Regions from separate parts of the Mus musculus genome. Here region 2 is linked to region 1. A link is a loop called in an ENCODE intact Hi-C map of the cell type or tissue named here. Cell type or tissue: left cerebral cortex. All regions are shown on one strand.

Evidence for each region. Hi-C counts contacts between places; a loop is a spot of excess contacts. Peaks named below come from ENCODE experiments on the same cell type or tissue, not always from the same donor. Only the 100,000 strongest peaks of a DNase experiment are listed, where the experiment ranks them.
Region 2: it touches region 1 in a loop (5-fold over the local background); 6 of 42 quality-filtered maps call a loop at or near these places.

The regions. Positions count from the first base shown.
Region 1 is chr2:144,355,107-144,359,106 of GRCm38, reverse strand. It overlaps the pseudogene Gm11700. Among named protein-coding and RNA genes, the nearest start is that of Pet117, 12 kb to the left of the region's middle. In left cerebral cortex, no CTCF peak of the experiment used is centred here; no DNase peak of the experiment used is centred here.
Region 2 is chr2:144,292,202-144,296,201 of GRCm38, reverse strand. No RefSeq gene overlaps it. Among named protein-coding and RNA genes, the nearest start is that of Mgme1, 23 kb to the right of the region's middle. In left cerebral cortex, no CTCF peak of the experiment used is centred here; a DNase peak (open chromatin) is centred at 1,713; H3K27ac peaks cover 2,149 bases.

The sequences.
Region 1 (4,000 bases):
GCTTCAAAACTGTCCGGATGTCACGTTTGTTGTCACTTCTCTGTGTCCTAAAACTGTTTGTTTGTTGGTTATGTGAACTCAGGAGGAATGACAGAGAGTGAGCTCGTGTGGTCAATCCACATGCTTAACTCACTCTTCCTTCTGCCCAGTGAGCTTAAAAGCCAAGGTGAGTTCATCCTTTTCCAAATCCTTACAACGTTCCATGGTTTATTTTTGTGGCAAGAAGTGTAAACGGCCACCTGAGAGTTTATACACAGTTTGAGGAATACATCAAGACACGATGAGGGTGACTACCATCCAAAGCTCTGAGCAGAGCTTCTCCACCTCCCTAACGCTGCGACCCTTTAAAAGTTTGTCGTGTTGTGCTGTTCCCCAATCACAAAATTGTTTTCATTGCTACCTCACAGCTGTGATTTTGCTACCATTATGAATCATAATGTAAATATCTGTGTTTTCCGATGGTCTCAGGAGACCCTGTGAAAGGGTCGTTCAACCCCCCAAAGGAGTGGAGATCCACGGGTGGAGAAGCACTCCTCTGGAATAATGCTTTTGATGAGATAGATGGGAACCGTGGCTCAGTTTTTTCTACAAACCACACAGGCTCTGGAGAAAGAAGAGAGGAAAGAAAAAAGGAAGAAAACAATAGAAGGAAAGAGAATGGGAGGAAGGAAGGCGGCAAGAGATGCTAGAAGGGGGAAAAGGAAAAAGGGACATGAGAGAGAAATGAGTGAGGGAGAAAGAAAAACGAGATTAATTATCATGTTTTGTTAGATTCAACATATAATCACTATAAAAAAGTATTAATGCAGCCGAGCATAGTGGCACATGCCTTTAATCCCAGCACTCAGGAGGCAGAGGCAGGCGGATTTCTGAGTTCGAGGCCAGCCTAGTCTACAAAGTGAGTTCCAGGACAGCCAGGGCTACACAAAGAAACCCTGTCTCAAAAAACCATACAAAAAATGTATTAATGCAATAGTTACATTTGGGGAGGGGGGATATTAACTTTTCTAAATGCTGTGTGGTTCACACTCCTAGTACATCTCCTGTCTTGACTAGCTGCATTTCAAATGTTCGCTCAGCTCACCATGTGTTAGTGACTACCATACTGGACAGTTAAATCCGCAAAGTAATTAATGTCTTGAAGGAGACAACTGTCAGCTTTTATGAAACAGAATCCACCCTGGGCCTACCCTGGACCAGAGGCATATAACACAAAGACCTGGCCATGAAGAGCCTGCTAGCGTATCTGAAAGGGCAGACTACAATCCCAACAGGATCACGTACACTCTTTTTTTTTTTTAAGATATTTATTTATTTATTTATTTATTTATTATATGTAAGTACACTGTAGCTGTCTTCACACACCAGAAGAGGGCATCAGATCTCATTACAGATGGTTGTGAGCCACCATGTGGTTGCTGGGATTTGAACTCATGACCTCTGGAAAAGCAGTCAGTGCTCTTAACCCCTGAGCCATCTCTCCAGCCCTCACATACACTCTTACATTAATAGCTAAAATCATTTCACTTGCACCACTGTATCCATGATCTTGTTTTGTGTTTTCTTTTCTTCTTTCTTTATAGTTTGGACTTTTGAGACAAGGTTTCACTATGTAGCCCTAGCTGGCCTAGAACTTGCTATGTAGACAACACTGACCTCGAACTTGCAGAGATCTGTCTGCTTCTGCCTTCCAAGTGCTCATAAAGGTGTGTGCCACCACACTAGCCATTTCTTACTTTTAAAATTCCCTGTAATCCCTGATCCTCTGACATCCTGGAGGCCTTGACGACCACAGAGGCTGTCCTTCCCAGAGCTAGCCAGTTTCTAAAGAGAAAAGGAATAGCAAGGCGTTCCTGTGCAAAACGAATCAATCAGAAGCCCAAACTATATCTCCTCTGCCTTTTACATCCAGCCCACTATTCCCCACCCTGCTCACCCCAGGAAGCCGTGGTCCCTTATGTGATCTGGGGACACTGCAGTTTTCCACTCTGGCCAATCCCAAACTCTCAGACCCTGCCTCACCTGCTTCACCCCACAGAAAACACAGTAAGACTCGTGTTGGCATTCAATCCCTTTGTCTCCTGACCAGCTCCCCCTCCACCCACGCCCCTCACCCCACGCCTTCCCATGGGACCCCCCCCCCCCCGTGCTATGACCTGTTTCTGAGCACAATAAACTTCTTCCTTGTCATGACCACTTCTGTCTCAATATGTCACCTGATTAAAACCAATCCTTGAGTACACTTTAAAACAAACATTGCCCACTTCACAAGGTTTCTGAGCACACAGGGAAAGCCCTATTTGCCCGGTTATTCCTGATGGCCCTTGAATAGTTTCTATCTTGTTTGTTTGGGGTTTGTTTGTAGTTTTTTTGTTTGTTTGTTTTGTTTTCTTAGTTTTTAAAACTTTTTTTAAAGATTTATCTTATGTATATGAGTACACTGTAGCTGTCTTCAGATATACCAAAATAGGGCATCAGATCCCATTACCAATGGCTATGAGCCACCATGTGGTTGTTGGGAATTGAATTCAGGACCTCTGGAAGAGCATCCAGTGCTCTTAACCACTGAGCCATCTCTCTAGCCCCTTCTTATTTAGTCCTTATTCATAATCATACACTTAATTCTGCAATCCAGCTAGACTTGGAGGGGGGTGAGGAAAAGTTGGACCACAGAGGACTCTTGTGAGGCCACAAAGCTTATGGGATGCATCCAGTAGATGGGGCGGAGGGTGCTCTCCTGAGCTGCAGGAGTGTTCGGTGGTTGAGATACACACAAGTCAAAAGCATTAGCGCTGTCCACAGTGAGCACTGTAGGCCTCCTGCTGGCTGTGCCATTCCTGTACCCATAGTGCTCCACGGCTTCCACATTGAACGTTCATGCCACTGTGCCCCTTCCCAGCACACACCTGCCATCTAACCTCTCAGTCTTGGCAGTGAGAGGGAGAACTAGGAACCACTTAGGCTTGGTCCAGCATTGGCCACACACAAGATCCCATGACTTGTATGTTTCAGAACGACATTTGCAGCCTCAAATTTCTCCTCGTCGATGGACTTGCTGCCAGTGACACATGGTATGGATGATCATGTATGTGAAGCTGCCAACCCTAGCACATGCATCCTGGAATAATTCTGTAAAAGCAGCAACCCTTGGACCCAAATCCTTTCTCTCAATGTTCAGAGCAGAAGAGTTTTACTGGAAAGAGATAGCACCAAGGGCTCCACAGCCACAGTGAAGTTGAAGAGCAGGGAAAAGTTAACTGGCCATGATTGACAGCTACAGGGGACCTCGACATCTGCTTAGCCTTGTCTTAGTTTTCGATAACTCTTTCCAGAGTTGCTTTAGTTATATTTAAGCACATGCAAATATTTCCTCCCTCTTTACGAGAAGAAGGAAAAAAAAGGAATAAGAGGAAGAAAAGGAGGAAGAGCAAGAAGGCTGGAAGAGGAAGATGGAGTCTCTGGAGCTGGAATTACAGATGCTTGTGAGCTACCATGAGGGCATTGGGAACCAAATCCAGTTTGTGAGCTGCCAGGTGGGGGCTAGAAACTAAACCCAGGTACTCAGCAGGAGCAGCAAATACTCTTAGCTGCTCACCTCTCCAGCCCCACACTCACATTTATAGCTGCTAAAAATGTATTATTATTTAGATTTATCTATTTTGTGTCTGTCTTTGTGGCACACGTGCGTGTGTGTGCACGTGTGTGTGTGTTGCTTGCAAGAGTGTATGTGTACCCTGTGCATGCCTAGCACCCACAGAGGTCAGAAAAGGTCATTAGATTCATTGGTTCTCCCTAGAACTGGTGTGAGGGAGAGTTGTAAGCCACCGTGTTCCTCTGCAAGAGCCACAAGTGCACTTTACTAGAGAGCCATCTCTCTGGCCCCTTGATCTATTCTAAGTTATTTGTCTGTGTGTATGTGCACATGAGTGCAGATGCTTACAGAGGCCAAAGGCATCAGATACCCCTGGAGACCCTGGAGATGGAGCCACAAGACATGGAA
Region 2 (4,000 bases), 63 kb after region 1:
CTTCTGGCCTCCAGTAGCATCAGGCACACAGATGGCACATCTGCATGCGTGCAGGCACTTCCACACACATAAAAAAAAAATTGAGATGTATTATTTTATGTGTGATTGTGATTAATGTAAGGAACCCAGATGGTGGCACACACCTCAAGCATGATAGAGGCTGAGGCATTAAGGCTGTTGAGTTTGAGGCCAGGCTGAGTTACCTGATGAGATCCGGTCTAAAAAACAGACAAACAAACATGTTGTGACCAATACAGATGCTAACTGGTTTTTTTGTTTGTTTGTTTGTTGTTTGGTTTTTTCAAGACAGGGTTTCTCTGTGTAGCCCTGGCTGTCCTGGATCTTACTCTGTAGACCAGGCTGGCCTTGAACTCAGAAATCCACCTGCCTCTGCCTCCCAAGTGCTGGAATTAAAGGCATGAGCCACCACTGCCTGGCTTCAGATGCTAGCTGTTGATAGTCAGTTTGCAGGCACGACCTTGGGAGTGCCCCTGAGGTTCCCAGCCTGCTCGCCTCCCGGTGTGGCTCTAGATCAGGCAGCTTGGAAACAGGGCCTCCTGTCCCCAGGTTTGTTTTCTGCTTTTCCGTTGCAGGCAGCCGCTGTCCTCCATCTTGTCCTGGCCCCTCCTCCTTCAACGAGGGCTTTCCAGGTTATGCTGGCCGTTCACTGTTTCCTGCCAGCTTATCAAGTGTACCCAAATCAGGTGAATGAGGGTTTGTCCTGTGGCCTTTAGACACTGTTTGGATTGCTTCCAAGGCCTTCTTTTTCTTTCTTTTTCTTTTGCCCTGCATAATTGCTTACTGGACGGTGTCTTCTATACAAGCTGAACAGAACTATAAAAACCACCCTGTTGCTGCTGAGCTAGTTCAGACTGATTCAGTAGTCGCTGAGGCCTTTGCACACAGCAAACCTTGTGACAGAGTCAGCTAGGCTGACAGAGGTTTGCCTGATTGGTTTAACAATTCCTCATTTGTTATGGGTCACAGCTGAAGCAAAGATCCTTGCCCACTTGGAGTTTACATTCTGTAGGGAAAAGGCAGACAGTCAATAAGACAGATCCTTAGGATATGTGGTATGTACCCTGTGCCATGGAGAATGCTTCAAGCAGAGGTATATGGAAAATCCCAAGAGTAGGATGCAGGGTGATCTTAGGAGGTCTTCATGAGAGGTCCGTGAGAGGCTCCAACTCAAACCCAACCCAGCATTGAGGGTGATGGTGGTGGCTAAGCTCCCTACTGCTTCCTGCCACACTAACAGTAGCATCCCCTTCCATGGCTTGTAGGATGAAGGTAGTGTAACAATAGTCACATCTGCTCACCCGCTTTCTGCCGCACTGACAGTAACTCTAACATCCTTTATCCTTTTCTTTGGCTTGTAGGACCAAAGTGGTCCAGCTCCTGGCTGCCTGCTGACCTCATCACCAGCTTCTCTAGCCCTTGCTCACTCAGCTGGCACCTCACTCTTTTCTCACACATCCTAAGTGCATCCTAATCTCAGGCCCTCTTCACACCGTCTTACTGGCTTTTCTCTTTATTCTGACCTCCATATACATACACAGTGAAGCTTTCTGGATGGCTAGTCCAGAGTGAGTCATGGCTTCTAGTGTTCCCTGCCCTGTATGGGTGTCCCTATACAAACTGTAAAGTAGCTCTTGAACTCAATTCAGCCAACAGAATACTGCAAAAGGCAATTCCAGGCTGTCTTAGTCAGGGTTTCTATTCCTGCACAAAACATCATGACTAAGAAGCAAGTTGGAGAGGAAAGGGTTTTTTCAGCTTACACTTCCACATTGCTGTTCAGCACCAAAGGAAGTCAGGACAGGAACTCGCACAGGGTAGGAACTTAGAGGCAGGGGTAGACGCAGAAGCCATGGAGGAATGCCGCTTACTGGCTTGCTCAGCTTGCTTTCTTAAAGAACCCAAGACTACCAGTGCAGGGATGGCAACAACCACAATGGACTGGGCCCTCCCTGTTTGATCACTAATTGAGAAAATGTCTTAAAGCTGGATCTCATGAAGGCATTTCCTCAAGGGAGGCTCCTTTCTCTGTGATAAGTCCAGCTGTGTCAAGTTGACACACAAAACCAGCCAGTACACAGGCTAAGTCTCCAGATGTCTTGGGAGCTTTGACTTGGGAACTCTTGAGCTACTAGGTAAGAGGTCTAGCAATCCCAGCACTTGGGAGGCTGAGGCAGGAAGATTGTGTGAGGCCAGCCTGGACTGTGAAATTCTGCCTGCGCACGCACACACACACACACACACACACATTCACACTCACATGGAAGTCTGCCTATCCTGACTGAAAGTCCCCATAAACTGGCCCTGCAATCATGGAAGGCAGCAGGTAGTCCCTGCTGAGCTACTTTCTTTTTTTTTTTTTTCCATTTTTTATTAGGTATTTAGCTCATTTACATTTCCAATGCTATACCAAAAGTCCCCCATACCCACCCACCCCCACTCCCCTACCCACCCACTCCCCCTTTTTGGCCCTGGTGTTCCCCTGTACTGGGGCATATAAAGTTTGCGTGTCCAATGGGCCTCTCTTTCCAGTGATGGCCGACTAGGCCATCTTTTGATACATATGCAGCTAGAGTCAAGGCTGAGCTACTTTCTAGCCATCTCTACCAATATCTCAGAGGTGAGTGAACTGCCAATTAAGATGCAGGTGACACCAGCCCTCAAGGAGAGGAGCCACCTGAGCCCAGTTACCCTGTGGAATCTCAAGATGAAAAACAACTGGTTTGCTCCGGTTCTCAGATGGTTTGTCGTACAGCACACCACGGAGTCAGCCTTCTCTGACCACCTCCCTCAGACCAAGGCTTCATCTCCACTTCCTTTCCTTTTCTCCTCTCTTCCATCCTTCCCCCTCTACCTTCCCTTCTAAAGCAAGACCCGGTCTCACGCTTGCTGTGTAGCTGAAGATATTGATTTCAGGTCATGCTGGGGGCTGAACCCAGGGCTGTATGCTGACCGGTCAAACACTCTACCAACCGAGCCCGTGGCCGGCCCGTTCAGCTTTTCTTCGCAGCATGTTCGATCTTCTTCCATCCATAGCTGTCCTTGGTAACTCCTGTCCCTCTGCTGGACTGCATGCTCCCTGAGGCTAGGGAGGGTGGTGCTTCCTTGCTGGAGCCCTGGACAATATCCAGGTCAAAATAAATTCCAGTAAATATTTGGTGGGTGAAATAAATGTAAAACTATCTAGCCTAAGAACCAAACAGCTGTGTGTTTAGAATGACCTTTCCCTGGGAGAGAAAACACCAGATTTCTAGCCCTCAGAGTGGGCACACACTGACCTAGAGGGCACCTCCTACAACTGGCCTCAAGTTGAGAATTCACACATTTTTACTTAACTACTACAAGAAAGGCTGGCCAGAACTCCAACAGGTAAACAAATAGCAACTGGTTATTTAATTTTGGGGTGATAAGGTCTTTTTTGTTTTGGTTTTTCAAGACAGGGTTTCTCTGTGTAGCCCTGGCTGTCCTGGAACTCACTCTATAGACCAGGTTGGCCTTGAACTCAGAAATCCACCTGCCTCTGCCTCCCAAGTGCTGGGATTAAAGACGGATAAGGTCTTGATATGTAATAGAATCTAGTTTTGAATTCACCATCCTCCTGCCTCTCCTCCTGGGTGCTGGTATTATAGGCCTGTCAATATTAATCTTAAAACAAACCAAAACCAAACCAAACCAAAAAAAACTGCTCTTGCAGAGTTGCACGAAGCAGAATCTGATGTAAGTGGCTGGTTCCAGGAAAGGGCCAAGAGTTCCCAGGTGCCCCAGAGAAGATAGTGGGAAGGCCCCGCGCCAGCAGCTAGGTTCCCAAAGTTCCCTCCAAGTTCTCTTGACACAGCCCCTGGAAAGGCCTCCTGTGCTCCCTCCACCCCATCCAGAAGGGTAGATCTGTGTTACCAGCGCTGTCCACACAATTGCTATTTTGGTTTTCTTCTCTGTTCTGCCGGCCTGACATTTCCTCAGCCAGTTCCAAGCCCAGCGTACC